Linked DNA regions of Homo sapiens: region 2 is linked to region 1. A link is a contact called in ENCODE Hi-C or POLR2A ChIA-PET data. All regions are on one chromosome and are shown on one strand. The core of a region is the stretch at or near the end of the contact, and the rest is flanking DNA. Distances in the headings are between cores, read along the strand shown.

Region 1 (6,238 bases), core at 472-2,971:
GCAGTGATTCCTTTGAAAGAAAGGGAGGAAGGGCATACATCCCAGGGCCATTGGCTAAAGCACTGTATGGATTCTATAGGGGCTGGAGGAGACCTGAGGCACTAGTGTGTAGCCTGCTCATTTTACAGATAAGGAAACTGAGGCCCATCATACATTGGACCAGAATCTGAGAACTACCCTGTAAAGTAAATTATCTGCCTCATTTTGCAGCAGATAATTGCAGAGAAACTGGAAATCAAAGCCATTGGGCATTTTAGTGGAACCAAGTTTTGGTCCCAAGTCAGTCCAGAGTCACAAGCTGAATTTCTCAGACTCTCAGGCCAACACCCACACTGCCAGCTCATGGCATCCTTTCCAGCAGCTCGGGCTGGGTTCAGGATGCTGGGGTTCCTCCTTCAGCACCTGCGGCCTGTGAGGTGGCCAGCGGTGGGGCTGTGGCTGGCAGGGTATGGAACGTGGGCAGGGAGCGTGGCCGTGGTTGTGTGGGGCTGTCTGCTCCAGGGCCTAGAGCGTGCACATGACCACACTGCCAAGTGGCCCTGCTCTTTGTGGAATCCAGAGACGACTGCCTGAAAGGGACCAGGAGGGACAAGGGAGCAAGGTCAGAGTGGAGCCGAATGCTCATATTCCACTCCTTACAGAGCAGCACTCAGAGGAGACCTGAGTCTCTGCATCCTCTCCAGCTCGGCTGGGAAGCTGCCCAGGCGGGGGAGGGACTGCCCCATCCAGCTGTTGTCCACCTCCCAGCCTCCCCACGGCTGCAGCTGTCCCAGCTCCATCAGTCACGTCCAAGGCTGGGTGGGAGGAGGGGATGAGGAGAAGAGGGGGCCTCTCGGGCGTGCCTGGCCGAGGTAACTTTGGCTCCTGCCTCTAAGGAGGTCTCCAGTTGCTGAGGGAAGAGGGGAGGGTGGTGGCTGCCTCCTGGATCCTGGGTAAATTGTGGGGTGTGGGTAGCTCAGCTTTCAGCCCCCCGCCATTTGTCTCTCTGGGAGGGCCAGTGTTTTATTGAAAAGAATAGAAATGGTCGAATTCTTCCTTCATCTACATCTAACAAGTTCTTTTGGCACTTCTTAGCTTTGCTGTAGTTTTTGTGAATGAATAAATGAAGGGCTCCTCACCTGCCTCCAGGGTAGGGAGATGGGGTCTTTGTTTCTTCCGGCTTACTGGTTTGATGATGGTCAGGCCCTGTGTGTAGGGGCTGGACTTGGGGAGTGTGAGCTGTAAGGATGGGTGTATTTTGTCCTCCAAGTGTGGCAGGAAGGAGGGAGATGCCCATCCTGGCATTACCATTTTCTGCAGCCAGATACATGCCTTGCCTTCTTCTCTCTTTTTTACCTGAAATTCAGCAGAGTCCTTGAAGTCTCTAACAACCTTGCATTCTTCAGAAGCTAAAGAGAGATGCAAAGAGAGAAGTGGTCCTCTTTCTTGGCCAGACCTCAGTTTGCCAGCCTGAAGAATGGAGAAGCATTGCCACCTGTCTCAGTCCAACAGACAACAGCATCATGGTGTAAAGAGTTGATTTGAGCCCTTTGGAAAAAAGGCCCTAGGGGAGAGGCACTTATTTTGTTTTTATTCTGAGCTTTATCTGATCTCAACACAGGACAGGATGGGTGTTAGCCAAGTAATAGCCACCAGTGATTCAAGACCTGGCTTGGAGTTAGAGACATCTGGGGAGCTTTTCAATAATTCAGGCTCCTGGGCCCCCATCCCAGATCTTCTGAGTCTGAAGCTCTGGGAACGGGGGCAGAAAGCTGTATTTCGAAAAGCTTCCCACATGATTTTGATGCAAAGGTAGGTTTGCCCCTTTGAGGAGAAATCCCTTGCTGAACAGATATTCGTAAGTGCTTTTCTCTGAAGTATGCCTGACTTTGGGAGCATTTGTTAATTGATGTATTCATCCAGCCAGCAGACATGTAGTGAACGCCCATGGCGTGCCAGACACAGCTCTGGGCAGAGGGGTGTGGGCAGGATTAGGTGGAGTGTTCTTCCCTCAGGGAGGGCACAGTCCAGTTTGGGAGACAGACAGCACCAGCAGTGACAATGTAGCATGAAAGGTGAGGTGTGGGAGATGCCCGCTGGGCCCGTTACATTTGGCTGGACTTCAGAGAATATGTCTCGGCCTCCCTCGGTCTGTTTCCGCCCCTCTGCCAGTTATAGGCTTAATACCCTTTTTATGTGTATTTGAACAGAATAGGGCACATAGCTGACTTGATGCTGATGCCCAGAGAGATTAGGGGGCTTGACTAAGGCCGCACAGTGAGTTAGTATTTTGTTGATGGGGGGCAGGAATGGGGAGGGTTTCCTTTGAAAAATCTGTGTCATAAAACCCCTAAATGGATTGTAGTATATATGGGCTCTGCAGGTGGCAGGCAGACATGGTGTCAGTCTTGGTTTCAGTCTGTGGCCCGGTGTGAATCTTTGGTTTCTTGTCTACATGCTGAGGCTGATATATACGCACGTTGCTGCTGGTTCTTAGAATTAGAGATATGGTATGGTTGGCCCATGCTAGGTGCTCAATGAATGCCAGCTTTTCTTCTCTGCCGTTGTATTTGGTGTCTTAAGTGAGGAGAGTATGCTTTTTGGGGCCTCAGACTCTCTGAGCCCTCCTTCTAGCTGGGGGTTGCCTTAGCTAATTCCCACTTACGAGCTGATTTCAGGGTGCTGAGTTCCAGGCCCTGCAGGAGATCGAATGCTGCCCCTTCTTCACCCCACGCCTGGCCTGGCCTTGGGGAGCCCTCCCCTGTCCTGTGCCTTTTAACTCAATACTCCCTGACAGCCCCATGCAAATTGCTAGAGCACTCAGAACGCCTCATTTCTCATAAGGCCCCTTCATCCAAGCCTTTGTCCTTCCGCTCAACGTTAAACTCTGTCAACATTTTTTCCCAATGAAGTTCTTCCTCCCTCTGCAGCGTCCCCAGCCTCCAGCCAGCTTCGCTAGCCAGGGACACAATTGGATTGCAATTTCTAGCACTTCCTGGAGATCAGGTCCCTGAAGAGCTATAAAAATCCAGCGGTGTTTCTGGCCACCTTTCCATGTGGTTTGTAGTGCACTGTCAGTCACACACGCCTGCAGAGCATGTGTGTGTTTGTGTTTGCACACGTGTGTGCATGTGTGTGAGTGGGTGCATGCATGCATGTGTATTTGGCTTTAAGGGAGGCTCTCATATTGCATTACCTATGTTGCTAGTTTCTGGCTGCCAGTTTGCATTTCTTAGGCGGATTTTCTGATTCCAGGCTCGGGAGGGCTCCCCTGCACTGTATGTAATTGGGCACGAAGCCCGTGGTGGGGTGGATTTGGGTAATGGCAGGGCTGCATTCCTCCCATTCTTTTCTCACAGGAAAAAGTGCCTGGATATAACCCTGTGGTGGGGATTGCTTACAGGAGGGGCCGGCTGCCTGCCACCAGCCTTCACATTTGGCCCCTGTCGGCCCCCTCCAGCCTTGCCCTCCCACCTCCCCTCAAGGCAGATGCCACCAGCTGGGTGGGCACTGGGGCTGCGCATGCCCCCTCAGTGATTAATGGCCTGCAAGACTTGGCTGCCTCTTCCCGCCCATGCTTGGTGGGACATGGCGCCCATTTCCAGGGTCTTCTTCCTTAAACCCAGATATGAAACAGAATAGGGCAGCCTCCAACGTGAAATGTCTCTTACTCTCTCCCTTCCTTGCTCCCTCCAGCCTTTTTTCCTTTCTTAAAAACAAAACAAAACAACCGTGGTGTGCGCCTGTACTCCCAGCTACTCGGGAGGCTGAGGCAGGAGAGTCGCTTGAACCCGTGAGGCGGAGGTTGCAGTGAGCCGAGATCGTGCTATTACACTCCAGCCTGGGCGACAGAGTGAGACTCCACCTCAAAAAAAACAAAAAAAACACACAGCCGATCTTTGGAATTGAAAAGTAAAAGCCCAACAATCAGGCGTAAGTAAATTTCCTGCAAATGGGATGCCTGCTGGAGGGGGCTGTGATTTGCTGCTTGGCGCAGACAACTCTGAGGAATTTTTCCTCTCCAGCTCTCATTCCCTTGGGGAATTCATGGCGGGGAATCTCTCCCTGGGGAGTCTGACCAGCTTGGAAGGAGGTAAGGCAAGGAGGGCTTCCTGTTTTCCAAGGCACCCCCCTCTGTCATAGCTCATAGGGAAGCAGCTGCCACTTCCCAGCCCTCCTTGCCTGGCCACCAGGGAGGCTGCTGCGGGGTCAGCCCTCCTGATTGTCAGCAGGATCCTGGCACCCAGCTCCTCCCTCACCTGCCACAGGGTTTGGCCTGATGCCAGGGTGGGCTGGGATTTGGCATCCCACCGGCCCCTCTTTTTGGAAGGTCCTGTGGCAGTCCTTCTGTCCTTCTGACACACCTGCCCCCACTTGGCAAGCAGCCTTCCCCTGAGATCTAGTTCCTGAGTGTCCCCAGCGATGGACACAGTGAAACATGTATTGAAAAGAATGAGGGAAGGACAGTCTTGGGGGAGAATGCTGGACTGGCTGTTTCTAGCCTAGAGGCTGTCGTCAGAGCCCCGTTCTTTTCTTTTCTTTCTTTTTTGAGACGGAGTCTCGCTCTGTTGCCCAGGCTGGTGTGCAGTGGCGCGATCTTGGCTCACTGCAACCTCCGCCTCCCAGGTTCAAGCAATTCTCCCTGCCCCCGCCTCTCAAGTAGCTGGGACTACAAATGCCTACCACTATGCCCGGCTAATTTTTACATTTTTAAATAGAGATGGGGTTTCACCATGTTGGCCAGGCTGGTCTTGAACTCCTGACCTCAGGTGATCCACCCGCCTTGGCCTCCCAAAGTGCTGAGATTACAGGTGTGAGCCACCACGCCCAGCTGAGCCCCCTTCTTTTCTTATGCTGCATCAGAAGACAGGGACTCTGAAACCACAGCAGAAATGACAGAGCAGCAGAGGCGCACACACACCTGACGGGTGGGGGCCCCAGGACGGCATCTGTGCTCAGTGCGAACGCTGAGCTTCCTTTTATGGTGCGTGCACGCCTGCGCGTGTGTGGGGTGTGGTGGTGGTGGTGGTGGTGCAGGGCAGGCCTTCCTTGAAGCCCTCTTCAGACTGATTTGTGACACCTTTTCCTTGTGCCTTACCCCTGTGGCAGTCCCGGAAGGGCCTGAACAAAGCAGACATTTCCTGCCTAGCCCTTATCATCATGTGCTAGTTTATTTCAGGGTCAGGAGCTATTGGGCATTTTAAAAAAATACTTATCATATAAGTAATGCCGTATAATAGGAACACAAATCAAAGAAATAGGGGTATAAAATACCTGACAAACCTGCCATCATGACAAATCAGTTTTTTATTTTCCATGATGCCTTCAGTCTGTATTTGCTTGCAAACATAATTTTTTTTTACATGGTTATAGTCAATAATGTAGATAGAATTTTGTGTTCTATTTGCTTTCTTTAACATTTTAAGAATTTTGCATTCTATTTGCTTTCTTTAACATTTTACTATAAGCTACATAATCATCACAATTATGATCATCATCATCACACTTTCAAGTGGTTACATAGGAAATGTTTCCTATTTATCCGTTTTCCTACTGTTGAATGTTTAGCTCACAATTTTAACTTACCTAAATAGTAGAAACTGCACTAATACATTAATATGTTAATATTATATATATGTGTGTGCGTGTGTGTCTGTGGATGTATCTCTGTCTGTTTCTCTGTCTAGCTGTCTGTTTCGCTTTCCTACTGTTGAATGTGCAGCTCACAATTTTAACTTACCTAAATAGTAGAAACTGCATTACTACATTAATATGTTAGTATTATATATATATGTGTGTGTGTGTGTGCGTGTGTGTCTGTGGATGTATCTCTGTCTGTTTCTCTGTCTAGCTGTCTGTTCCCCTTTCCTACTGTTGAATGTGCAGCTCACAATTTTAACTTACCTAAATAGTAGAAACTGCACTAATACATTAATATATTAGTATTATATATATATGTGTGTGTGTGTGTGTGTGTGTGTGTGTGTCTGTGGATGTATCTCTATCTGTTTCTCTGTCTAGCTGTCTGCTCCCCCTTTTGCGTTATTTCCTTAGGACAATTCAAGAAGCCAAGCATTCTTTCCTAGAGCAATGAGGTATCTCATTCTGGGTTATTAAATACCAGCCGGAAGTCAGGTGCCTGAGAGCAGCCACAGGGTTTAGCTGAGATCTTGGCCCAAGTCTGTTTTCACACACTGCCCTTGGGAAGGCAGTCAGGTAGCAGAGGTCCTGCTTTAAAGGCTGTTCACTCTGCATTTTT
Region 2 (6,518 bases), core at 2,171-4,670, 36 kb after region 1:
GAGGGAGCAGATCAGGGAAGTTAATTACTCGATTAATTCACCCAGATCAGACTGGCTTTCTGCTTGGGGGATGCTCTGCTTGATGGAATGAAGAAACTGCTAATTTGCTAATTCTGGTTACTGATGGAGGGTGGGGGGCTTCAGGGTTTTGGAGGTAGGAAGGCTGTTGCTGCGCCCACCCGAGGCTGCCTGGGGCCCACAGCCTCCTCTGAGCTGATGGCCTTGTTCTTGGCCTAAGGTGAGGGAGCTCTTTTCTCTTTCTCTTCCTATGACTTTCTTCCCTCTTCCTACCTTTTTTTTTTTCACTAGATACCACCAGAAAAGTTGGCCGGGCTGCAGTTCATTCATTCGTCTGCCCATTCATTCATTCAACAGTGCTATTGAGCAACTGGCACACGACTAGGTTGTGGGAGATGCTAAAGGTAACTCAGCAGGAATACAACTGGCACCCCATTCTCTTGCAGCTGACAGGTCTGTCCGCAAAGAGAGACCTGCCCCTCAGGCTGTCAGCCAGGCCATGTGATTGAGAGGCAGTGAGGGGGAGAAAGTGGGAGGAAGTTGTGTGTTGGGACCACCAGGCGGGGATCTGTGACTGGGCCATCAGCCTGAGAAGCCTCCATGCCAAGGGAGGGGAGGCTAATTGGAGCCTAGAATTGGGGCAGGCAGAGAGGTGAGCCAGGCCACGCAGCCCTCCCTGAGGCTGCAACAGCCAGTCAGGAGCTGAGCACAACACAGAGTGGCGGAGACAGGGTCAGGGCCGCATGGTCGGAGACAGATGCCCGAGGCAGGTTGAGAGCTGTCTCCGGGACTGAGGCTCGGAATACTGGGGATCTGCTCTGTCGGCTTTGCTGGGGTTAGGGCGTACCTGAAAGTGAACAGTCAAAGGCAGAGCTAGCGCCATTGCTGATGACACATGCAAGTAGGAGCACCCGCGGTGGCCAAGTGCTCAGAGAAGGCTTCTGGAGGGGTGGGGGCCCCAGGGTGCCATAAAGAAAGGCCACTCTGGAGTGATTTCATGCTGCTTCTTCCTTTCCTTTCTCTTCCACTGCATCCCTCTGTGCTAGGCACATCTGGAATATGGGCTTGGGCTGAACAGAGGGATTTAGGCAGATCTGAGATCTGTCCCCTCTCAAAGTGGGGAGGGGAGATTTTGGCCAGGATTTTCTCCGCAGCTGGCGTGACTTCCAGTTCTTGACAGAAATGTGTAAGGGTTACCTTGGCGATTAGGTGCAAATGTATCTTCAGGGAGATGAACCCAAGGACAGCAATGGAGGTTTTATACCCAGAGAGGCTCTAGTTTGGGGAGAGTTGCTGGCGGAGGTAGGAGATTAGCTGCTGCTTGGTTAGTGAAAGGATGAGCCAGTCAGATCCAGTCAACAAAGAAAGCAGGGGCTCTCAGGGTTGAACACAGTTCAGAATCCCCCACAGAGCATTCACAGGGCAGGTTATCAACATTCTGCCTCCAGATACTTTTAGGCCAGAGTGGGCCCCAGAATTTGCATTCATCACCAAATACCCAAGGATTCTGGAGCAACTGGCCTGGGACCCACGCTTGGAGAAGTAGTTTTAGAGGGAACTCGGCATTTGGGAAAGAACACTGGACTAGATGTATGAAGACCCGGGTTCCAGTCTACTCGGTGATTGGCCTCAGGTGTGTGCCACTTCACCTTTGGAATCTTTTTGTAAGTTGGGTACAATGATGTCTGCTGCAGTGACTTCCTAGGGCTTTTGTGATGGTCGCGTATGTGAAATCCCTTTGAACAGCATACATTTTTCTATAATTGCAGGCTGTTGTCATTGCTTCTACAGTTATAATAGAAATGTCCAGAAGGGTCTGGATTGATTGAAGCCAGGGAAGGGAGGGGGAGGGAGAAGTAGACCAAATGATCTCTGACGGCCCATAGCTTCTGGGATCTTCCTTCAATAAGAAAATCCAGCCAGGCACGGTGCACACCTGTAATCCCAGCACTTTGGGGGGCCGAGGTGGGCAGCTCGCTTGAGTTCAGGAGTTCAGGAGTTTGAGACCAGTCTGGGCAACATGGCAAAATCCCATCTCTAGAAAAAATACAAAAATTAGCTGGGCGTGGTGGTGCACACTTGTAGTCCCAGCTACTTGGGAGGCTGAAGTGGGAGGCTCACTTGAACGCAGGAAGTGGAGGCTGCAGTGAGCTGAGATTGTGCCACTGTGTTCCAGCCTGGGTGACAGAGTGAGACCCTATTAAAAAAAGAAAAAAAGAAAGAAAGAGAAAGAGAGAGAGAGAAAGAAAGAGAGAAAGAGAAAGAGAAAAAAAAGAAAGAGTCCAAGGAATGTCCCTCTTCCCCCAAATCCAGGTAGTGAATCTATTTCTTTAAGGTGTGGGTGCTGGTTTGGTCTTGAGAGAGACAGGTAGCAAGGGGAAAGGTAGCAGGGCTCCCCGATGATAGCACCGTCTGGATTTCCTTCCTCTTTCCCTGGTGCTGATGTTGCTTCAGCTGAGCGATTAGAGCCACGGGATGCTGCCGGGAGCCCCGGGCATGTGTGACCCGTCCTGCCCTGCATGGTTTTGCTGACGTTCTGCGGCATGAGGTTGGGGATGGGAATAGCTTGCACCCGGAGTTCCTGTTCTGTGCGTTCCTTCTCAAGCCAGCTCTCGGAGGCTTGGGTGTCCATGGCAGAGCAGGGTTGGAACAGGGCCTCTGTGTTGCACACCTTCAGGGGGCACAGTTCACAGGGAATGCAGTGTAACTGTCCTGCTGGAGTGGTGCAATGGCAGACTTCCTCCCTGGCCAGCAGGGAGGCATCCTTGCTTTGTTACTAAACTCCGCTGGTTCCTTGGTTCTATAGTCTCTATTCTGTTTCAGTGTGCAATGAGGTCAGCAGAAACACAGATAATAACGAGGCTCATGATAAGAGTAGTGAAGACTGTGTTCTCCCTAGACCACTTCCATCATGTTTGGTTTCAGCATGCATTTGGAAGCAGTCATTTAATCAGCAAGTATTTATTGAGTGTGGCTGTGTGCCTGGCACTGTGCACAGTCACTGAGGGGAGACGGGGCGGGAGAAGGGAGTTGGGGGACTCGGCGGATAAGCTATCTCAGACAGTAGCAGGTTAGCTCCTTTCTTTGGCCTGTGCTTTTGGTATCTGTCTCATGTTGTTAGCACTTGGAAGATGGGTGCTGTGCTTGTTCTAGCTTTGCTGGAATTTCTAGGGGTTGGCAGGGTGGGGCTAGGAGTCATTTTGCTGTGGAAACTCAGGGGGTCACTTTCAGAAATGGAATGTAGGCGTGCCCAATGCAGCTCCTGACTCACTTTCCCCATGGCTGGTGGATTTGAGGGTGGGCCTGGGAGTTTCCAGTCTGTGTAGAGAAGGGGTGGTGGTAAGGGGATGACCAGTCTCCCCCTTCGGAGCGCCTCAGGTCAGCACTCCTTAGTGAGTTTGCTTCCCTACCTCCACCCCGGCTGCCAGCCTGCTGTGGCTCTACGTGCTGCAGCTGGGCCCGCAGAGCTTAAAATAGCAGCGTGAGCTGGCCGCTGGGCATGTGGGGAGCCCGCCTGAGGCCTGATGGGGCAGCCGCCTGGGCTTGGGGCTCTACTGGCTTTAACCACTGGGGTAGAGAGTGTTTTGGGGGGTTTCTTCTAGGCCCAGAGCTGGAGAATGGGGAATGGATGTAGCTGGAGTTCGGGTGTGGCTGGTGCAGAGGGGAAGCAAAGGGCTTGTCTTTCCTAGACCTTTGAATAAAGGGAATGCCTCGAACCTGACCTTGGAGGCTCTCACTGTGGAGCTCAGGGGCCTTCAGACTTGGTGTTCTGTTTGGCCTTAGCTCCGGCCCTCGGTACTGCCCAGGGTTAGCCATGTAGGGTCCCATTAGAGGCTAAATGAAGTGCGAAGGTGGGATGGAGGATGCAGCTGTGCCAGGTCACAGATGTCAGGGCCAGGGCAAGAACGCAGGTATCCTGAGTCTCAGCTGGGCAGGCGCTAACTACAGGGCTCCCTCACTCGCCAGTTGCCTGCTCTTGGGAAGCCAAGATGGCACCTAGGGGTTTGGGAGAGACCTTTCCCAGGCATTCATACATTCTTTCAAAAATACTTACACCTGTCTTGTGTGAAACTGTTCGTAGCTTTGGGAATACAGCAGTAAGTGAAGCAGAGCAGGAGAAGAGAGATGGAGTGTGCTGGGGGAGGTACAGTTTTGAATGGGGTGGTCAGGGAAGGCCTCATGGAGAAGATGCCATTTGAGTGGAGGTTTACAGGAGCTGAGAGGAGTGGCAGTGCTGAGATCTAGGAGAAGAATGTTCCAGGCAGAGGGGACAGCCAATGTAAAGTCTCCAATGTAAGAAACAGCACAGAGGACAATGTCGCTGGAGTGGAGTGAGTGGGCCAGGAGTTTGTTTGTGTGTGTGTGTGTGTGTGTGTGTGTGTGTATACACACAAGTTCTTCTAAGAACTTTGTCTTTTTCTTTGAGAGACATGAGAAGGCATTAGGGGGTTTTGCACAGATCAGTGGCATGGTCTCACTTAAGAGACACGATCACTGTAGTATAAGAGCTAATTTCAGTTGTGTTTTTCTTGGGGAGGCCCCAGGAGACCAGACAGGGGGCTGCCCCATCCTTTCCCTATGACTCGTCCAGCCTCTGTTTCTATTCCCCAAGCTCTGACCTGAGACTTTTACTCCTGGGGAGGAGGGGGCAGGATGGTGCTGGATTTCTTTTCTCTGCCTGGAGTTTCTTTTGGAGGGAGGGAGATGGGTTTGTTACAGTTGTTTGCTGGAGCCTACTTGTACTGGTTCTTGAGAGCCTATTAGAAAGTAATTAGAACATTTGCCTGCCAGTAGCTTGAAATTGGCTGTGGTGGGAGTACTTACACCATGGCATTGGCAAGCGCTCTGAATCGGGGCTTTTCCCCTGTAGAGCTGATTGTTGAACGTCTGCCAGCCCACCACTGGATTGTTACCTCTACTCTACCTGTGCTGTGCTTTCAGAGGGGAGGGCCTCTGTTTTCTTTCACTTGGCAGATCACCTGTGTTCATGCCGTGTGGTCAGAAAGAGCACAGGGGACACTGGATGAGGGTGATGAAGGTTGGGGTTGGCGGGGCAGTGGTGTGTTTTCCAGGATTGGCAGGGCTTGTCCTTTGGTGTTGTGATGTGGGGCGTCTCTGCTTTTCCTAGCTGGGTAATCCTAAATGCATGAGTGTCCTCTCAGCCTGCTTCCTTCCTTCCTCTGCCTGCCTTTGTGCAGGTGGCATGGGTACGTGTATGTCCAGGAGTGGCCAGCTTCGTCCATAAAAGCAGGGCCCAGCACTGGACCCAGGTAAGGCCGCTTGGTGTAAGGAAAGATCACTGTTTTCACTGTTTTGGAAGTCAGGAGACATAGGTTCCAGTCCCAGCTCTCCTTACTTGCTTAGACGAGTGCTCTCCCCTCTTTGGCCCTTTGTTCCCTCTTTTACAAACGGAGACAACTTCCCTGCTTATCTTGCAGGGGTGGGTGAGGGCCAGATGTGATCATTAGTGTGAGAGCCCCTCAAAAAAGCTGCAAGAGTCACCATGAACAGGTCTTGGCTTGCGGTATTCAGGCACGCAGGCCTCTCTCTCCTCTGTCCTCATTCTGTTTGGATGCCATGCAAGCCCAACACGTACCCCTTCTCCAAGAAGCCCTTCCTGATGGGCCAGACTCTCCCTGGGCAGGTCCTCGGGGCACTCCCAGGCTGAACCTCCAGTCCTTGCATGTACTCAGGGGTACTTCTGTCCCACCCTTTCATTTGATTGCTCTTTGCCCAGATGCAGATGGAGCGTTTGCTCTGTAATGCTAATTCTCCTTGGCAGCATCTGCAGTGGCAAACCCAGGGTGGCGTACCTATGGGTGCTGGGGAACTCTGCAGGGACTGATTCATCAGCATAGGTGTCTCGCTTTTATCGAGCTCCTATGAAGTGTGATGGCTGGCTGTGGTGTGTGGGGGTGAAAGGTTCCAAAGACAAGTGCCTCCCACTTGATAAAGTAGTTTCCCAGACACTGCCTCATCTGTCCCTCATGGTCACACTTAACCCCATTATACTGATGAGGAAACAGAGGCATGCTCACATTCATTCATTCATTCATTCATTCAAGACATGTGTCCTGCACTCAGGGAGCTGTCAGTGTCTCCCCGGGTTCCACAGCACTGGGGTGGCCTGCTCTGTGCCCTGCCAGGCTCCTGCGGTACTACTGTGCTTGCTGTGTGTTCATCTCTGCAGGAAGCAGACAGAGCGGCAGGGGGAATATGCATTCATGGAGGGATGGGGGCTGCACCAGGGTGCTAGTCAGGTACCCGGGCCTGGGTGGCAGAGGAAGGGAGGGGGCAGCATCAGTGCCCAGGGTGTGTCCCTGCTGTGTCCGGCTGGCCGTGGCTTCGGGCTGGCATTTCCTCTGGCAGCAGTGTGGGGGAGGGGAAGAGCAGGTGTGCCCTGGCGCCTGGCCTGGCTGGGATGTGGAAGCGCCTCTTGGGGCCGGAGCTTGGGGGATGAGTGACGTGCAGCCACCTGGACACATTGGGCCTCACGGAGC

The links. A loop is a pair of places that touch in the nucleus more often than their neighbours do. ChIA-PET counts read pairs that join two places held with the same protein, here RNA polymerase II (POLR2A). Pooled maps may share reads with other maps.
Region 2: a loop to region 1 is called in a map of heart right ventricle, with 2.3 times the contacts of the local background. The contact joins the enhancer-like site here to the promoter of TSPAN9-IT1 in region 1. A Hi-C loop is called at or near these places in 12 of 168 maps with a recorded cell type or tissue (breast epithelium, heart left ventricle, heart right ventricle and 6 more) and 7 of 50 pooled maps. POLR2A ChIA-PET finds 5 or more read pairs at or near these places in 4 of 52 experiments (BJ, H1 and WTC11).

The regions. Positions count from the first base shown.
Region 1 is chr12:3,148,076-3,154,313 of GRCh38, forward strand. It overlaps TSPAN9-IT1 (TSPAN9 intronic transcript 1), which reads left to right and starts at 1,722. Exons shown (of 2, transcript NR_046833.1): 1 at 1,722-1,791; 2 at 2,910-3,401. All of the region lies in intron 2 of TSPAN9 (tetraspanin 9), which reads left to right. RefSeq lists enhancers at 571-1,116, 2,980-3,793.
Region 2 is chr12:3,182,176-3,188,693 of GRCh38, forward strand. All of the region lies in intron 2 of TSPAN9 (tetraspanin 9), which reads left to right. Among named protein-coding and RNA genes, the nearest start is that of TSPAN9-IT1, 36 kb to the left of the region's middle. RefSeq lists an enhancer at 6,380-6,518. Within about 2 kb of position 3,421, at least 6 of the 41 ENCODE cell types and tissues checked have a DNase peak (open chromatin) inside an H3K27ac peak, as active enhancers do; they include heart left ventricle, heart right ventricle and psoas muscle, where a contact is called at or near this core.